4 separate regions of the Homo sapiens genome follow, and all the other regions are linked to region 3. The links are chromatin loops, found by intact Hi-C in ENCODE. Cell type or tissue: endothelial cell of umbilical vein. All regions are shown on one strand.

Region 1 (5,000 bases), 78 kb after region 3:
GAAACAGAATTAGGAGATAGACAGCCTGTGAAGAACACTCCACAGTTTATCAAGATATAATTAGTTGCTCATTGTCAGCCTGTTTGATAGCTTACAAACAACAGAAATTTCTTTCTCTCAGTTCTGGAGTCTAAAAAGTACAAGATCAAGCTGCTAGCAGATTCAGTGTCTGGGGAGGGCCTGCTTCCTAGTTCACAGATGGTGTCTTCTCACTGTGTCCTCACATAGTGGAAAACAACAAGGCAGCTGCCTGGGGCCTTTGTTATAAGGACACTAATTCCATTAATGAGGGCTCCACCCTCATGACCTAATCACCTTCCAAAGGCCCTACCACCCACATTTCTGATTAGCTTTCAACATATAAATAACGGAGGAATGCAAACATTCAGACTATAGCATATATCTTTTGTAATCCTCCTTTTGATAAAAGTAATTGCTAATTAGGAGTCAATAGAATCATTTAAATTTTATGCAGGACTTATAGGGCTGCAGCATTCATATAAAGTAGCCATTTTCAATATGTAATGAATAATTGATCCACTCATATGGAACCCCTCTTGACTCAGTCCAGATGGGATTTAGAGTAGACCAATGTAATACAGTATGTCATCGAGAATAAAAATGTAAAAGACAGTGCATCTGAAGAATTTTTAAGTCATTAAAAGCAGAGGAAATTAATTGCATAAGCCAGTTAAACTCAAATATTCTAATAACAGATTCCTGAAAACTAAGTCAGGTTATGTGGACTTTGTTCTATTTTCCTATTCTAACACCACTCAAATGTGAAAACCAAAGGGTTATTCAGTAAATGAATCAATAATCACCTTTCTCTGCCATCATAGTCCACACAGGTAATTTTCCTTAAAATTAAAGGCAGAATAAAACAAAGAATAAAACCATAAGTTTTATGGGCACTTTTTAAACTCACACTTAAACTGCCTTCTCTCTGCTTGAGAGAAACATGGTCTCACATATTAAGAGCTCACCGATTCCTGCCTTGTCCAATTCCATTTTTCCTTCCAGCTTCCACTGTTGTTAGCCATCCTCCTCTAGTCTGTTTCCTTGAGAACTGGGACTGGTTCTCACAACTTTCTGTTACCAAAGTTCCTTGCAAATAGGGGATGTTTAAAAAACAATTCCTATGATGAGGAGGACGTCATGTCTACCTGGGCCACAGTTCTACTCTCCACCCATTATGAGGCAAGTATGGCATATTAAACAAAACATAAGATTTGAGATTTCTTCTAGAACTAGCACTTCCATTTTCATGAACTTCTTTCTCAGGGCCTCTCTTTTTTCTTCCCCCTAAGATAATTCCAATTATTCTTTACAGTTCAGAGAACAGAGTCCTCCTGTGAAATCTACTACAGTACTTTTCAGCATGCAATGCAAAAGAGAGCTGACACTGGGATTTGTTTTGCCTGGGTAGGTGAACACCTGCCAAGGACTAAATGCCTACCATCAGCTGAAACATTCAGAGCAGTGTGGCACCATCATGAAGGCCCTTCCTGGACACCAAGCCTGAGGTCAAGTTCTTATCTGCTTCCTGCCTTCTTTCCCAGCCAATCAGCAAGTTTGGTTTTGCTTTCAGCTAGAGACAAATACCTGCAGCAGTTGGCTCCCAAGAAGCATGTGGCTGTGTCTACCAGACACTTGCTACAGTGATTTATTCACCCTTCTAGTACTTTAGGTAAGGTCGTCAGAAGACACCCTACTATTAGGTCTAAATTCTTGGGAAGAGTTGAAATAGTTTCAGAGATAAGAGGCCTTTTTTGGTAGATGAGACCAACCAAAACATAGACTTCTCCAGGCCAAAGAGCACCCAAGCAATCTTAGCCTAAGTAGCTGCCAAAGAGAAATCCTGAGAAAAATCAGTTCCAGAAAAAGAAGGATAGTGTCTAGGGTGTTTTTGGAATAGCCCCGGGTAATTTCACACCAGTATAAAGCCCTAAAATCTTATTATTAATTAAGCCAAACCCTTCCAGTTTGGAATTTGTTTATTTTCAAGCACAGTGATAACACAGGGGATATTATGGCAATAGGAGATTTTGCATGTGAGTGACAGCTGTCATCTCAGTTGTAAGAATATAAGACCATGAGGCCCAATGGACTTGCTAGTTCACCTCATCTTGGGTGGTGAAAATATTGGCAATTGTGCCCAAAAGAACTTTGAATACCAGAGCTTTATTAAAGAGATTAGTTAATTTTTCCCCTGTTACTGTTTTTTCCACACACAAAAAATACCTTAGTACATAAGTTACAAGGACCTCTGGCTGATAAGTGATTTATACTGAAAACACTGAACATAGTCAGAAGAAAGCAATTCCTGCTATTTCCCCCGCTTGAAATCTGGATCCATTCCAGACATTTTTCTCTGAATCAGTCCCAAGCAACCCCATCTGTGGTACTAGCAAACTGATGAGATCTTCTGCCTCATAAAAATCCTATAGCCTTAACAAAACAAAGTAGACTTGCCTTATCTTATAGGTCTCTGAACAAAATACTTATATTTTTTCTAATTTAGTCAAAAACTTATGGTTTCTTTTTCACTTTCATACATTTTAAAAGTGGTACAGAGTGTATTTTCATATAACCTCTAGCATCACACCTCAACTACTGCTGCCAGAATTTACAAGGTCTAGCTGGACTTTCTGAAATAGACTCGTGCCTTCTGATTAGATTCATGACTCGTTTGAGCCATGCTGGCAAATGCAATTAACAATCTATCCAGTAAAGCTTGCACACAGAATGCTTGCAGGTTATACTATTAGGATCTGTCCATGAGTGGAAATCCAAACCAATCCCAAATACTGACGCACATCTTTGAATAATCAGGAATCAATATATTTAACCTGAAACAAAAGGAAAAACTTTACTTGTTAAATCTCACACTCCTAGTTCATGTTAACAAAACTCTAAGGCTGGAAGGTTCAACAGGTCATTTTGCCCATATCTCTGTCTCTAACAAGTTCTTCATCTAAACAGTACCAGCTGGTTGGTGATCTCATCTAGATTTGAAAGGATACAGAAAAGAGAATTTTTCAACGTACCTTGGCAGTGTTCTTAAACTTTCTCTTTCATTCCCCACAAAATGTCTTTCTTTATGACCTTCCTATTCCCATTAAAACCTACTTCCTCCTTTTCTATTTTCATAGGATCTGGAGAACACTATCAAATAGGAAATATGTTTTCTTTTCACTTTCTCCCTACGGCAGAGTCTCAGAGTCTCAATCATTGCCATGTATAATGGCCTCCCTTAGTCTATTCAGGCTTCTGTAACAAAATACCTTAGACCTGTTCTTATAAACCAGAGAAATTTATTGCTTATGGTTTTGGAGACTGAAAAGTCCAGGATCAAAAAGTCAGCATATTCAGTGTCTAGTGAGAGCTCGTTCCTCATAGATGGCACCTGATATGTGTCTCACATGGAGGAAAGGGCAAAAAGGCTCCCTCAAATCTCCTTTATAAGGGCACTAATCCCATTCACAAGGGCTCTGCAATCATGACCTAATCACCTCCAAGGGCTCTACCTTTTAGCACTATCACCTTGGGGGTCAGGTTTTAACACATGGATTTTGGGGAGACACAAATATTCAGACCATAGCACGGCCAAACCAAAGAGGCAGTTCTTTCTGTTGCCTGCTTTGTGACTGAAATCAACTTGGAATTATCTATTTTATATCTCAAATTAGGCCTCCTCCCACCACAAACACCTCAAGTTCAATACATAATAAAGTACTAAAGATAAACCCAGGCATTAGTCATTTAAAATCGTAAAATATATGCAATATTTTTCGGAACACAGGACATGACTAAATTCAAGTGAAAAAGTAACATGAGTAGTATCTGTTGTGGAGTGTGGGAGTCCTGATTTAAAAATAATACTTAAATGAGAAAATAAAATATATAATCATACAAAAAATAAAAGCATTCATAATCCCACTACAGAGACATAACCACTACCACCTTCTATTTCTTCTAAGATTTTATATTTTTAACAACTTTATTTTTGCTAACTCAACTGCTAAGGGAAAGGCATTTAATTACACAAATATCTCCATTAGTTTTAATGGTTAAAATGATATGTTCCACTCGAATCCAAGATACTAAAGGATTTTTACAGACAGCAAAATATATCAAATGAATGATTAAATTTCTAGAAATAATAATAACTGTAAATTAAATAAATATAATTTGAACATTAAAATGTGATGAAAGGTTATTGTACTCACCAAACAAAGAGAAGCCTTGATCATGGGTGGGTGGTTGGAGATGAAGGGCAAAGGAACCATTTTCTAGAAGGCAGTGAGAGTTAGTGATCAACTTTCTGACAGGTAACCTTATTTGGGCACCTGGTTGTCTTGCACTCAAAATGCATGTTTTGATGTAGACAAACACATCCCAAATTTTAATGGTTTAAAACAACAAACTATTGTATTTTCAGAATTCTGTTGGTTAGATGGGCTAGTTTTTAAAAATCCTTGTCAGCTTGGCTGATGTCTCTTGTTAGCCAGTGACACAGCTGGAAGTGGTTGGTCTAGGACAGTGGTAGGCAAACTTTTTCTATAAAGTACCAGATGGTAAATACTTTAGGCTTTTCAGGCCATGTTTTCTCTGTCAGAACTACTCAACACTGCTGTTGTAGTGTGAAAGCAGCCATTGGCAATATGTAAACACATGGCTGTGACTGTGTGCCTTGCCTACCCCAGGTCTAGAATGGCCCCACTTATGTATTTGGCAATTGGCAGTCTGGTTGGTCTAGAGAAGTGGTTCTCAGAGGGCTCTATGACTTCATGCTCAGACATGAACATGTATTAAGATTACCTAGAGAGCTCCTTAAGACATAGATTATTGGGCATTACATCCAAAGCTTTCCATTCAGTAGGATTGGGGTGAGGCTGGAGAATTTGCATTTGTAGCAAGTTTACAAGGGATACTGCTGCTGTTAATCTGGGGATCACATTTTGAGAACCACTTGTCTAGAGCACCTCTGCTAGGAT
Region 2 (5,000 bases), 71 kb after region 3:
CTCTTTCCATTTTCATCGTAAAAGCTGCAATGGAGGTTCAGGGAATCTCTGTGAAGCTGATTTGGTTTGACTTCATATTACTCTTGTGTTTAAGCCTCACAAACATGATATGCAAGATGGCCTGAGAAAAAAGAGGTTGACTTTTTTGCTCCCAAGATTTGTGGGAGGAAAGAAGGAAGATAACAGAAAGAACCAGTGCCATACTGTGTGCTTGTTTCAGAAAAATAAAACTTTATGATTTGATTGGTCACTTTCATAAACCCAATTCCAGAATTATTCACAAAGTGAATGTGTGGATCTTACTATTATCTGATATAAACCAAACAACAATTGGAAAAAGATATTTTGAGACATTTCAGGAAAAGTGCTGTGGACCAGGCACAAGATGACATCAACGAATTATTGTTGATAAAGGTAATATTGACACTGTTAAGTAGGTAGGAAAATCCCCATTTTTCTAGAGAAATGGTCAGCATATTTAAAGATCAAATGACATTGGAGGTAGGATTTCTTTTCAAATACTTCAGGAAAACAAACAAACAATAGAAGTAAAATGGAAAATCTTGATAATTTTTAAATTTTGGTAATGAGTCTAAGAAGGTTTATTATGTAATTCTCATTGTATGTGTGTTTATAATGATTCATAATTTTTTAAAAATGCAGTGTCTTAAAATATAAAACTGATTCATTCAAAAACACACATTTAAAAAGCGATATGTTTTAAAATGTATTTGAATCTTGGGCTTCACCAAGTTTACTAGACCAGAGTAATTAGTGGACAGCCCTGGGAAAGCCTGCAGCAAAATTCTGCAGTCTGTCAATATCTGGGCGTTGTTTCTTAACAAGAATCCTTATAGAAGTAGCTGTTACGACATGAGGAAGGAAGTGCTAAAATTGCCAGTGTTAATAAGACATGTTTAACTCACTGCTCAGGGAAAGAGGTCTGTAAACTACAGAAGAGAGTGGTGTTACTATAAATCACACCTTAGGATCCATCCTTGCTATGGGAAGCTAGTGCTGCACAGTATGCCTTCTGTTGGTCTAATTCTCAATCAAAGCCAGGATGTGAGTTTACTTTGCTTGCAGAGGGATTTTCACATGTTCCATAGGGGTCATGAAAGGTACCTGGGGAAGAGGGGATATGAGCTAAGAAATGGATTCTCTAGACAAAGGTTATACTTGCTATGCTGCCAATAGCATCCACATTACTGAGGGAGTAGCTCACACTTAGGCTACACTGAACCTGGCATCCAGAGCCTGCTCTCCAAGAACAGGGCAAGGTGGGAATGGCAGAGAGGAAGTGCTGAGCAGCAGCCTTGGTCCCCAACACATTATGTTTTCAAAATGCTTGATTTAAAAAAAATAAATAAAAGCATCTGTTTAGTTGAAATTTATAGAATACCAGTTCGCTTCAATGCTGAGAAAAATCTAGTAATATTGTCCTCAGAAAGATCTGGACGAAGTGAGCAGGCAGAAGGGACCACACTGTGACAGAGACTTACGACTATACAAAGTGCTTCTCAAAGTGTGGTCGGAAGGCACTGCCTGAATCAGAATTATACGGGATGCTTCTTAAAAATGCAGCTTCCCTGATATTTCCCCAGACCTATTGTATCACAGTCTTAGGCATGGGACCCAGGAACCTGAATTTTAAACAAGCTTCCCAGATTCTCCCAAGAAATAAAGCTGCAGAACTGCTGTTTATCCTTTTTGCCTTCACTTGCATCTTTGCCACTCAACATGCATCCATTTCTCCCTCCCTCTCTGGGAGTTCTTTTTGACGATGGTTCCTTGGGTTTCATCTTTGTAGTTTGGTAGTGCCTGCTCACTATATTTTCCCATAAGTTGAACTCACAGATTGCTACTTGATTAAATCTTTCCTATGTTAGTTATGAACACCTGAGTCCTGCTCCTTCTCTGAGCTCCTGCAGCACCTGCTTTCCCCAGCACAACTTAGTATATTATATTGTAATTGTTCACTTACTTCTTAATCATTGAATTCCTCACTGGAGGGACTGCTTGGTATAGGGCAGGCATTCAATGTTTGTTTACCAAATGAGGAAATGAATGATTGTTTCTGACTCATACTTCTTAGCACTTAATGCCAGTTCTCTTATTCCAGGCATTTTACAACAGACATTTTTGCAAAATTTCTCTTCTCCTTCATCTTCAACAAAAGTATTGAAACATTCTTTACACATTAGGGACAAGATCAGAAGCTGCCACTTTCTATGCTAGAAACATATGAGGAACTAGGCACATGCCTGGATTTCTCAGAATTTTGGTAAGGTTCTGAGTTAGTTTCCTAAAGAGGTTTGCTACTTTCCTCCATGCCATTAGGAAACAATCAACACTGTTATCTTTGAAAAGTAATGTATAGACTTGGAAATCGCAAGGAAGAACTGCAAACATAAGGTGGTTTTAACTAAATTTAGAAATAGGTGAGCTGAAAAATTTTTTAAAATTAGTTTTTGTTATTTATGCTCCATATGTTTACAAAAAAAAGATTGGGGTGGTTTTTGATAATAGACACATATTCAAATGGATCTTTTGAGAAACTTAAAAGATCAGAAGTCCACTTATTCTTCGCCAATGATATAGATCAGCAGAATCAGGTCTGTGGTTTGCTTAGAGGAAGCTTGGCACAGAGCTTGATGGGTTATCTGGCAAACCTTTGCTTTTGCAATTTGGGAACGATAAAGCACAGTCATTTTAAAATATAAAGTAGACTAACTTTCAGTCTAACCTATATGAGTTGTATATGACCAGCTAATTAAGATGGAATGAATTCAATAATATTTTATTAATATGAGTGAGCTTAGGAAGTTGTTTGCTTCCTTTTCTAGTCTCTCTTGTCTTCCCAATTGTATTGTCATTCTGGCCAAGACACATTGCTCATGCATGGAACAGTCGTGACTCATTTCAAACTTCTAATGGCCTTCTGGTATCCATTACAACAAAAAGCTTAATAGAAAGTAACTAAAGAAATTAGAGAAGGCTTTTATATACGTCCACTATCCTTATCTTGTATCTTGCCATTCCAGTCTTTTGTACCTACCATTAGACTCAACTAATAAGTTTAGCATTCACTTTGAATCCAGTCTAAAGAATCTAAATCAAAAGACATTAATTATTTCATTGATCTCTGGCTAGTGATAAATGAAAAGTTCATCATATGCTTGTAGGAAAAAAATCTTCCCAGTCCAATTTTCCTGTGGTTGGAATCTTATTAGAATTACCGCCAACATTTATATTCAAATCCTAAAATGTTTATAATAGCTATCTGTATAAAATAAAATTGAGAAATATGCTCTGTGGAACTAGAACACCAAGGAATGTGCATACACCTTTGCAAGAGGAACATATACGTTGAGACCTACCAGATGGCTCTTATCAAGAGGCCAAGTTAAGGAAGACTGAGTTTTTGCTACATATGAAAATTAAATACAAAATCATTCTTCTGAATAAAGATCAATCATCTGAGCTCTTCCCCCATCAAAGTTACATTGTTGACATATAGAGTTTGAATTGGGTCAGATTATCCTGGTGTTGTTTACTATTAAGCAACAATTAACAAATTTGGCTAATATATGAAATAAAATTTATTGAAGAGACAGTGGGCAGTTGAGAAAAAAGTTTGAAAGGCCAGAGGATAAGGCTCAGAAACAGGATAGGAACTAGAACAAGCACAGGATGGCACTGGCATTTAGTCAAAAGGAAGTGCTCAACTATCTGACATAGATAAATTTTCTTTACTAACAGTAAAAAGTGAATGCCTTTTAGCCATTTTACCCCTCACTCACCTCCTCCATCATCTTTGCAATTTGGCTAATGATTGATCAGTTAGGGAGAAAAAAATCTGATTGGTCTAGTTTGGACTATATGACTCCCTCTTGGTTAGAGGAAGTCAGGGTATCTTGCTTTACTTCCCCACCAAGACACAAAATGGAATTGGCGTACTATTGGAGGAGCAGTAAATGTTAAGGGACAAAAATACCAACTAATTTTATTAAAGTGCTTGGTGCATTCTTGATTTGGACTTCATCATTGAAATTGTTCAGAAATTTTTGTAAATGTTTACATGGATGCAGTTTTCTTCAGTTCCTTAAGGAGGCCCAAGTCATAAAATGGCTAGATCTACTAGAAAGCATTGATTTTGAGAATGTTTTTTCTACAAAATCGAAGTATCTTCACAATTAAGTAATCTCAGCACTGGAAATCTTTGCACTTAGTTTTTTTAAAATGGCATTTAAAATTGGTCCAACAGTTAGAGAAAAAGGAAGCTTCATTTTGTTGGAATTAATGTTTGGATTTATGTTTGTTAAGATGCTATGAATTAACTCCTCAGAGTTTCAAAGATAAAGTTTATCTAGGAGGTGGATCAGAGCTCCCAACCATCCTTCATCTCTTTGTACCAGCTTGCCTAGCAAAACCCAACCCTGGGTGAATACGATCTCCTCCCTTCTCTGTGCACCTGCAGACAGACATAGAATAGTTCTTAAAGAAGCAGACCAGTTCAAGACTACCGACCTCCTGCGCCATCCTGGCATCACCATTCTTGGTCAGTTCACCCTCTGTTCTCTATAATGACTATATAAAAACTTCTCTGCTTTCTTCAGACTTCCAGTACTCCCTTCTCATTCTCAACCATCAGATAAAAATTCCCTCATATGCAATTTATTGATATGTACTTGATTTTGTGAGCAGGATATAACCCTACAATTATTCATGCACAGAATCAGTGGGTCAGCACACAACGCAATTCTCTTCTATAATTCCCAATTGAGGACGGATATTGAGAGTGAGGGCATTCTGTTTCCAAATGGCCCATAATATATTTTAGATAAAAGCAAATGTTTCTACAGTAAAGAAGTGTAATGATCAATCACGATACAAATCTCTAAAGAATATCCAATTCCATTTATTCATATTTGAAGCTCATTAAAAACCTTTAGATTTATAATTTGATATTGGGTTTATGAGTCAATTCTTCTATGTCT
Region 3 (5,000 bases):
TAAATAACAAGAGAAGGAAATAATAGATAAGAATATAAATCAATAAAACAGAAAGAATTTAGAAGAGAAAATCATTGAAGACAATAGTTGGTTCATTGAAGAGATAAATACAATTGATAAACCTCTAGCAAGACTAATAAAAGAAAAAGAGAGGAAAAACAAATTACCATCAACAGAAAGAGGAAGGGAACATTAGTATGGACTGTATAGACATTAAAAAGATAATAATAAACGTTTTTCTATCAATATATTTTGAACTCTAAGCCAAAATAGAAGTTTCCATTAGAAAACAAAACTTACTAAAACTCTAAGAATAGAGTCAAAATTGTAAAATTATTTGCTTGATATCTTGAAATGCAGAAATTTTTTTAAAAAATTATGTGTGTATATATATATATTTATTTATAAGTAGAAGAATCTGATTAGCCTTATGTAGTGGGTTAAATGCTGGCCTCTCCCAAAAGATATGTGTACTTAGAATCTGTGAGTGTGACCTTATTTGGAAATAGGTTCTTTATAGATACAGTTAAATTAAGGCTTTCAAGATGAAATCATCTTGGATTATCTGAGTAAACCCAAAATCCAATGACAAAGACTGACCCCTGAAGTCTTTGGAAGAAGTGTGACCATGAAGACACATTGATTTTGAAAGCTTCTGGTCTCTAAAACTATGAAAGAATAAATTTTCTGTTGTTTAAAGTCACCAAATTTGTGGTAATTTGTTGTGGTGACAGAAATTTATTATACCTTATATGTTTCCAGTTTATTAAAGCTGTTAACAAAAATCTTCTTACAAAGAAAACTCCAGGATTAGATTGCTTCACTGATAAGCTCTTCCAGATATTTCAGGAAGAAATAATGTTAGTCTGATCCAAATTCTTTGAGATAATAGAAAGAGAGCAGAAGTATTTCCCAATTAATTTTGTAAGTACAGCATGACCATGATGCCAAGCCTTCCTATGCCTCTTACGTGATGCCAAAACTTCAAAAGGACAATAAAATATAGGGAAACTAGAAACCAGTCTTTCTCATGAACATAAATTCAAAAGTAATAAAAAATTAGGAAATCAAACAAGTGTTTATTCTAGGACTATAAAGGTGATTTTAAAATGTGCATACTTCTATTCACAATAGCAAAGACATGGAATTAACCTAGGTGCCCCTCAACAGTTGACTGTATAAAGAAAATGTGGTACATGTACATGATGGAATACCACACAGCCACAAAAAAATGAAATCATGTCCTTTGCAGCAAAATGAATACAGCTGGAGGCTATTATCCTAAGCGAATTAATGCAGAAACAGAAAAACAAATATCACATTATCTCACTTATAAGTGGAAGCTAAATTTTAGGTACACATGGACATAATGATGGGAACCATAGACACTGGAACTCCAAAAGGGAGGATGGAGGCAGGAGGTACAAGGGCTGAAAAATTTCCTAGTAGGTACTATGTTCATTATGTGGGTGATGGGACCAGTGGAAGCCAATCCTCAGCCATACGTTATATGCCCTTGTAACAAACATGCAAATGTACCCCTGAATCTAAAATAAAAATGAAAATTAAAAAATAATCTGTATACTTAATTTACAAAGAGTTTAAAAATAGGTAAAACTAGCCTATAGGTTTAAAAATGAAGATAGTTTTTATTTTGGAATGTTTTATTGACTAAAGCAGGGCACGACTGGCTTCTGGTGTTTTGATAATGTCCTGTTTCTTGACCTGGGTATTGATTACAAGAGTGTGCTCATTTTGTGAAAGTTCATCAAAATGATTGCTTATAATTTGTGTACTTGTTGTGTATGTATTATAAAACTGTTACATTAAAAACTTTCTTCACTAGTTGTCAAAGTTGAATCACTAAAGAAGTTTAGGATTTGAGAAACCATGTAGCATTTAAATAAAATATGGATTAAAAAAATGTAGGGCTGTGCATTGGACTGGCTACTTATGACTGCACTGTAGAACATGCAAAATAAAAAGACAAGCTTGGTGACTGAATTTACAGTTTAAACCACAAACAGAAAAACTAGACAACTTCTATAAATGATATGAGAGAATCCTTATTTCCTGGAGCTGTATGGCTGAAATTTCTAAAAACGAAGGCCTTCTACCATAGGTCACCGAATCACAACACTGAATGAATTTACAACCTTCCTATGCCTCTTATATTAAAGTTATGGCATTGATTCAGATAGAGTGAAACTCTGAGGATTGATTTTGGGACATTTGAGTAGATAGATATTGGTGAAGCTGTGTAACTTGAATCACTGAATCACATATCCCACTGGCATCCCTTGTTACTATGAGCTGCCTTTGCTCCCCTGAGGCCATTAACCTACTCTTATCTAAAGAGTATCAACAACACCCACTAGACTAATTTTCCTGCAAGGGGAAGTGGATTATCCTCAAGAACTCATATCACCTTACCCTGTTTTCAGACCTAGTATCTAACAGATGGGTTGATTGGCTATATTAAATGATTGCCTATATTAAGTAAATAAAGGGTGAGATACTACAACTTCCTTAACAAACTATAAAGAAAGAAAACCATAGATAGCATAAAGAGGCAAAACAGCTCTCTATAACATTTCTGTTGCAGAGTGCTAGAAATAATATGGATATATTAGATGTAACAAGGTCATCCCCGCTTAATTCTGTTTTCTAGTGGGTCCAGTAGGCATTCCTTTCACCTAAACTTTGAAAAGTACATTAGGAAACAGCACCAGCATCCTTGAAAGGCCCTATAGTGACACTTCTGTGCAGGTTATGGATGACAGTAGCAGGTGTTGACATTGAAAAGTCTCCCTGAATTGTTTGGGGATAACTGAATCTTTTCTTCAATGATGTCAGCAGCAATTAACCACCGGAAACAAAGTGTGTGTGGTTACTCTAATGGGTACTAGGGCTGGAGAAACAATTAGAATAGTTTGACTCACACAGAGATTTCCTGTGGTTAACTGGTCATGGTGTCCCTTTGATTGAAATAGATAGGCAGCCTGTACAAGTCTTATAGGATGTTAATAAGTGGCAAAGACTCTAAGTCTGGTAAATAGAAACCTGTTCTGTATCACCATAGTGGAAAACCATGATCTCACTTAATTCTCAGGCCTGAGCCAGACCCTTTTGGATGAAGAAAGGGCAGGGTCTTCTTGAGGAAGAATTCAGTTACATTTCCAAAAATTTATACCAAGACTATTCCTCCTAGCCTTTCTCAAAGTGAGCTGTAGCTGTTTACCAAGGTAACTTGTCTTTGAAAAAATGTACATTTTCAGACTTTCAGTGAATACTGGATACTGGCTCTGAACTGTTGCTAATTCCTAGGGGTCACAAATCACATGGTGGTCCAATAGTCAAAAGGTGAAATAACAAATGAATTTTTGGCCTGGGTCTGTCCAGAGGTCCCAAATCCAGACCAAGGTTGTTTCCTCCATGCCTGAATGCATAACTGGAGTAGACATACCCAGCTACCTGTAGAATGCCCATATTAGTTGCTAGATGTGCAGAGAAATGGCTATTCTGGTAGAAGGTCCAAGCAGAAGCCTCTAAAGCTGCCATTCTCTATCAAAATAACAAAAGTAAATAAATCAACACCACATGTCTGAGGAAGTTAATGCACTATCAAAAATTTTAAAAATGCAGAGTTTGCAATTCTTATTACATCTTCATTAAGCTAGCCTATTTGGCTTTGTAGGAAACAGGAGGACCTTGGAGCATGACATGGGTTATCATAAGGTTAATCAAGATGTAATTCCAATTACAGCTGCTGTTCCAGATGCAGTCTTCTGCTGAATAGAATCAACCCTTGCTGTGGTACTTGGTTTGCAGAAACTGATTTAGAGAAATTTTTTTCTCTTTATTTATTAAAAAATTCTACCAGACACCCTTTACTTTCAACTACCAGGCACAGCAGCACCCTCCGCAGTTTCATCTAAGAGCCATGCCAGTTTTTTACTGTTTTTCATAATCTGTCCATCTCTATGGCATCATCTATCATGCAGGACATTATGCTGATCATCTATACTGATGACATCATGCTGATTGAACCCAGTGATGAGGAATTAGCAAATATTCTAGATATCTTGATGTGACATATGTGTGCTACAAAGCAAAAAATATTAAAATTTCTACATCTATGAATTTGTCAACATCTCCTTATGATTCTGTTTTGTTTTATAGAGCTCAATGGTATATATAGGGTACATAATTTTAACATATTCCTGGTGAAGCATTCCTTGTTATTATGTGTTTCCCTTTTTCCCTACTAATATTTCTCCACCTCCATTGGCCTCTCTAGAGACCTGTCCAGAATCAGATCTTGTGGTGGCATGTCCAGGCTTTTGGCCCATGGTAACATTGGAGATATAGCAGACTGAGTAACCAAGCTAGTAGGCCATTTAGTTCAATTCCTGTTTATAGGATGATGTCTAATATGTGTTGACCTTTCACTGCCTGGGACTGTTCTAAGCCATAGATAGCTCCAAACAGTAATTGGCTTTTTTTTTTCTATGTCCTTTCATGAAACAGAGTTGGGGAAGGGGCCGTGGCTTATGCTCTGCGCTTCCAGGCCCTGGCTTCAATCAGTGGACTGGGCTCTGTCCTTCTCTTACTTGAAGCAGTTTTGGTTCCTTTTAGCCAACATTGGTTAAACTCCCCTAGTCAACACTGGTTGAAATTTCTTGGCTTATCTGCTCCATACTTGGTACATTGTTCCATTTCTGATCCGCAGTGATATTGGTTTTATATTTGAGTCAACCTATGTATTTTTTAATTTTTCTTTTCTTTTCTTTTCTTTTCTTTTTTTTTTTTTTGAGAGCTCTTTCGCTCAGGCTTGACTGCAGTGGCAAGATCTCCGCTCACTGCAAGCTCCGCCTCCTGGGTTCACGCCATTCTCCTGCCTCAGCCTCTCTAGTAACTGGGACTACGGGCGCCCGGCTAATTTTTTGTATTTTTAGTAGAAACGGGGTTTCACCATGTTAGCCAGGATGGTCTCGATC
Region 4 (5,000 bases), 92 kb after region 3:
AAAAGTTAGAACTGTGTTGAACATTCACCCTGAAAATGGTTTTGTAAGAAGAAAACTTTAAAAAGCAAGATAACATGTCAAATTATACAAGGTCAAAATGGTGGTGTAAGTTGCCCATTATTCTGGGCTTTGCCAAAGATACAACATTCTTATAATTTTTTAAAGAGGCTTAAATTCAATTTTTTTAGAATCTGTAAATAATATTGCTAGCAAATGAAAACAATATAAGGTTTCCATGCATATCTTTTTAATTGCAAGAACCAAAAGTATGAACCTTGAGCTTGACTTTTAAGGATAATATTACTACTGATATGCCAGCATTTGCCAGCTAATTTGGAAGCCTGGGAACAAATCACTGATTGATTTTTGGTGAAATGTTCACTCCCCAACCTGTCAACAAACTTCTCATGAGATAGTGCCCTTTTACTTTCAGCCCAGGTTTGTCACGGCATGGAACATCTTGCATGGCCCAGAGAGTTTCAAGGAATCCCGGGAACTGTGAGTGTCAGGTATGTTTATGTATGATGCTGAGCATAAGAGCTTTCGGTTTAGTCTCTTGTGCAGAGATAATAGTTTGCGTTAGATTGATGATATGCAGACTGAGAAGTGTATCTTGTGCAACAACTCTGAGGAGTGCTGAAAGATAAAAATCCCATTTGCTGCATTTTATATTGGTAGTCTCTGATGTGGACAACACAGGCCTGGATAGTCCTTCTAAATCACAGATATAATGAGGGCCAGATAGCAGCTCACTTAACTGTTGAATGAAGTAAGTGTTTCTTTACTTGAGATTGAAGGATGGCATATTTGTTATCTAAAACCTTATGCTATCAGGTTAAAAGAAGTCTTTCCTTTATATCTCTGAATGTAGAATAGATAGCTGCATAGTTATATGAACATTCCAGGTGTTACATAGCAAGGTTTTAAGGGAAGTTTTATTTATTCACTTTTATTTAATTTTTACAGTGAACTCCCTGGAGGCCCTTTAGTACTAAAGATGAGCTGCTTTCCAATTTCTTCCTCTCTCTGTTTTGCCACCAGTCCTCTGGGCAAAGAACAAAGGCAACCCCTTGGTAGCTAATCAACATAATTCTTTAACTGGAGACTGGGTTCTCAAATGGAAAAGCAATATAATTCCAGGAAGCAAGAACAAATCCAGACCCAGTAATCCTGCCTGAGTGGAACATAAGCCTCATGAGTAAAAACACCTTTGCTTCTAACATTTCATTAATCCCAGTTTTATAGGCAGCAGTTTATTTTATGTCTAATAGAGCTATTTCCCAGTGTTTTATAATAAGATGCATTTCAGTATCTACAAGACGAATGGTAATTCTAGTTTTATAAGTGGAGGAACAGGAGCATGGAGGGATTATGAGGACCTTGGTGTTAGTGTCACCAGCAGAGTTGTTTCCTATTTGTGCCATAAACACACACACACACACACACACACACGCAGTCACACACATAGATAAACATATAGGCACTTTTATGCCCCTGTACACATGTACATTCATACACACACATGCACACTCTCACAGGCACACATCACATATACACATTCTCACACATACACTTATAGGTACAAATGCATACATCCACACTCACACACATATACGCACTTGCACACATATACACACTCACAAGCACGAAGACCGAAAAGTAAAAAGCACTCTGAATTACACTAGTTGGAAGAAAAGCAATCTGACTTATGAAAACTTTATAACATAATACTGTTTAAATGTTTTCTTTTTGGACATATTCAGTAACTGCAACAGGCAAAAAAGAATCACTTACTTAATATATTTATTACTTGGCAGAAATACATAAGGAGCTTGGTTTAATGAAGCCTGAAATATATTTTCAATAATCATTGTAAACACTAAAAATTCAAGGAGCAGCTTCTCAGCCAAGAGCTTGACATATAGTAGGCACTGAATAAATGTTCTGAATTTTAAAAGTGTTTATTGAAAAATGTTACAGACTTCAGGTTAAGCATAATAGTCTGAACACATATGTTTATCTCTAGTCTCCCCTGGAAGCCAATTAAAATGAGGCTAGAGCATGATAAGCAAATAAATAATAATAAAGTATAACACAGAGAAACAAAGAAAACATTACAGAAGATGGAAGCAAATGAAGATATCCACAAAAATTGAAGAAGAAAATTAAAAGGAAGAGTGAACATTGACTTAACAGAGTGAGGAAACCTATGTGCCTGTAGGGGAGAAGAGAGAAAGACACTAAGACATAAGCAATTCATGTCACTGAACTGGGGAAAGGCCCAGGAATTGGAGTTCCAAGTTTCTATAAAAGCAAAATATTACTAAAAAGCCCGGTAGCCCCAAAAGATGGGATGTTTCCAATTACGTATTGCAGAGCAAATACATGAAACCAAAAGTGAGCATCAAGCAAAGCAAGATTTATTCAATAGCCAGGGAATAGAGAAGTGGGAATGTGGCTTGCAAATCAACTTCTCAACTAGTGAAGGATGACGAGGTTAAAATATAGAGTCTCTTTAATGAAGGGTTTGTACAGTAAAAGCAAAGGGAGCAATATTCATGCCTTTTCCAGAATAGGGTGGTAAACTTCTCTGAACCAGTAGTGCTGTCTTCCTTTTTTCCTTTTATGACTTCTTCCAGTTGTTGTCATGGTGATTATCAACTGTCATGGCACTGGTGAGAGTGTCATCTAGATGGAAATGAGATTATAATGAAGCGTAAGGTCTTTTTAAGTCATTTGATAGGCTATCTTGGTTCTAACCAGTCTCAGCTGGTCTGATTACAAAGGGAAATTCTTACAGTAGACATCCTGTTTCTTAAAGATAAGCAAAGTTAGAGAAGGGCAAAAATTTGGCTATGGAATGTAGACATTACATCAGATAACAAAAGGTCAGGGGCAGAAGTAAAAACAGCATGATTGGTTAAAAGTTTATGTGAGAAGCAGTTAGATCTTACAAGTTCTCTTTCTTGTCCAGGATGGCGGAAGTTTACTCTTTGGGGAAGCCTCTAACATGGAAGACAGACATCTAAACAAACAAGTAAACAGGGAATTTGATGTAACAGAGCAATGAAAAGAACTGGGACAATTCTAAAACACTAATATTAGCATATAAGATACAGTAGCCACTAAACTATAACATGTTATTAAAAATAATAAGGGCTACTTTTTAATGGGGTCTTTTTTCTTCTTGTAAATTTAAGTTCCTAAAGGACATGAACAGACACTTCTCAAAAGAAGACATACATGTGTCCAACAATCATATAAAAAAAGCTCAAAGCTCAACATCACTGATCAATCATTAGAGAAAGGCAAATTAAAACCACAATGAAATACCACCTCTCACCAGTCAGAATGTCTATTATTAAAAAGTCGAAAAACAATAGATGCTGGTAAGGTTGTGGAGAAAAAGGAATGCTTACACACTGTTTGTGAGAGTGTAAATCAGTTCAGCCATTATGGAAGACAGTGTGGCAATTTCTCAAAGACCTAAAGACAGAAATATCATTTGACCCAGCAATCCCATTACTGGTTACTTACCCAAAGAAATATAAATCATTCTATTATAAAGACACATGCACATGTATGTTCATTGCAACACTATTCACAATAGCAAAGACATGGAATCAACCTAAACGCCCATTAGCGATAGACTGGATAATGAAAATGTGGTATATATGCACCATAGAATGCTATGCAGTCATGAAAAAGAATGAGATCATATCCTTTGCAGGAACATGGATGGAACGGAAGGCCATTATCCTTAGCAAAGTAATGCAGAAACAGAGAATCAAATACTGCATGTTATCACGTATAAGTGAGAGCTAAACATATGGACACATAGAGGGGAACAACACACACTAGGGCCTATCAGAGGGTGGAGGATAGGAGAAGGGAGAAGATCAGGAGAAATAACTAATGGGTACTAGGCTTAATACCTGGGTGATGAAATAAAATACCTGGGTGATGAAATAATCTGTACAATAAATCCCCATGACATACATTTACCTATGCAACAAACCTGCACATGTACCTCTGAAATGAAAGTAAAAGTATAAAAAAAAATAATAAGGACCATTCAGGGAAGAATAAATTTAATGAAATATGAAACATACTAAAATAAAAGTTTCAATAGAAGAGCTGTGAAGTAAAGTTGAGGAAATACTTCAAAATTAAAATGAAAAGGGAAAGAGATGAAAAAGAGAAGGCAAAAGATGAGAAAACCAGAGGCTTTCTTTAGGAAGGTAGATATGTTACTAATAGGAGTTCCAGAAATATCATGCAGAAAAACTAGAGAGAAATAAATAATAATAATAAAAACATAGAAGAACTCTCCCAACTAAAGGATGTGATCTCCAGATTTGAAAGAGCTCACCAAGTTGCCTGCACAATCATTTAGAAAGACCCATATACAGGCATATCTTTATGAAATAGTGAAATAACTAGGTATCAAGAGGAGATACTAAAAATTTCCAGAGAGAGTAAACAAAACTAAACAGAAAAAAAATAAACAAACACAAATGAAAATAGATTACATACAAAAAAACAGGACGTGGAATGGTAAAAGAACCCTAAGTAGCCAGAAAACAATGGAAACGTTTTCAAAGTCTCAGGTGAATAAAGCGATCTTCAACCTAGATTTATATACACAGCCAAATTATTCATAAAGTGAGAGTATAAAATAAAAATACAAGATTTTTTTAAAAAGTACCTCCCTTATATCCTTTCTTGGGAGATCATAATGATGAAAATTAAAAAAAAAAAAGAACCTTATATAAAATTTACTGTTTCCAGGCCCTGTTCTAAGCATTTTGTATATAGTAATTCATTCTAACCTTATAGAATTCTTGTGGAGCAGCTACTATTATGAAAAAGCTGAGGCACAGAGAAGTTGCAATTCTTGCCCATGGTCACCCCAGTTAGTAATGGAGAAAATGAGATATGAGCCAGCGTTCAGGGTCAGCGCTCTTATTGCCTGTTACACTGCCCCTCAGAAATGCTGA

What was found. A loop is a pair of places that touch in the nucleus more often than their neighbours do. Peaks named below come from ENCODE experiments on the same cell type or tissue, not always from the same donor. Only the 100,000 strongest peaks of a DNase experiment are listed, where the experiment ranks them.
Region 1: a loop joins it to region 3, with 7 times the contacts of the local background. A loop is called at or near these places in 3 of 110 quality-filtered maps.
Region 2: it touches region 3 in a loop (5-fold over the local background); 3 of 110 quality-filtered maps call a loop at or near these places.
Region 4: a loop joins it to region 3, with 4 times the contacts of the local background. A loop is called at or near these places in 3 of 110 quality-filtered maps.

The regions. Positions count from the first base shown.
Region 1 is chr6:84,650,218-84,655,217 of GRCh38, forward strand. No RefSeq gene overlaps it. Among named protein-coding and RNA genes, the nearest start is that of TBX18-AS1, 37 kb to the right of the region's middle. In endothelial cell of umbilical vein, no CTCF peak of the experiment used is centred here; DNase peaks (open chromatin) are centred at 2,344 and 3,144; H3K27ac peaks cover 3,228 bases.
Region 2 is chr6:84,643,106-84,648,105 of GRCh38, forward strand. No RefSeq gene overlaps it. Among named protein-coding and RNA genes, the nearest start is that of TBX18-AS1, 44 kb to the right of the region's middle. In endothelial cell of umbilical vein, no CTCF peak of the experiment used is centred here; DNase peaks (open chromatin) are centred at 946, 2,066 and 2,886; H3K27ac peaks cover 3,204 bases.
Region 3 is chr6:84,572,576-84,577,575 of GRCh38, forward strand. No RefSeq gene overlaps it. Among named protein-coding and RNA genes, the nearest start is that of LINC01611, 100 kb to the left of the region's middle. In endothelial cell of umbilical vein, no CTCF peak of the experiment used is centred here; a DNase peak (open chromatin) is centred at 2,926; H3K27ac peaks cover 1,461 bases.
Region 4 is chr6:84,665,017-84,670,016 of GRCh38, forward strand. No RefSeq gene overlaps it. Among named protein-coding and RNA genes, the nearest start is that of TBX18-AS1, 22 kb to the right of the region's middle. In endothelial cell of umbilical vein, no CTCF peak of the experiment used is centred here; a DNase peak (open chromatin) is centred at 2,765; H3K27ac peaks cover 1,840 bases.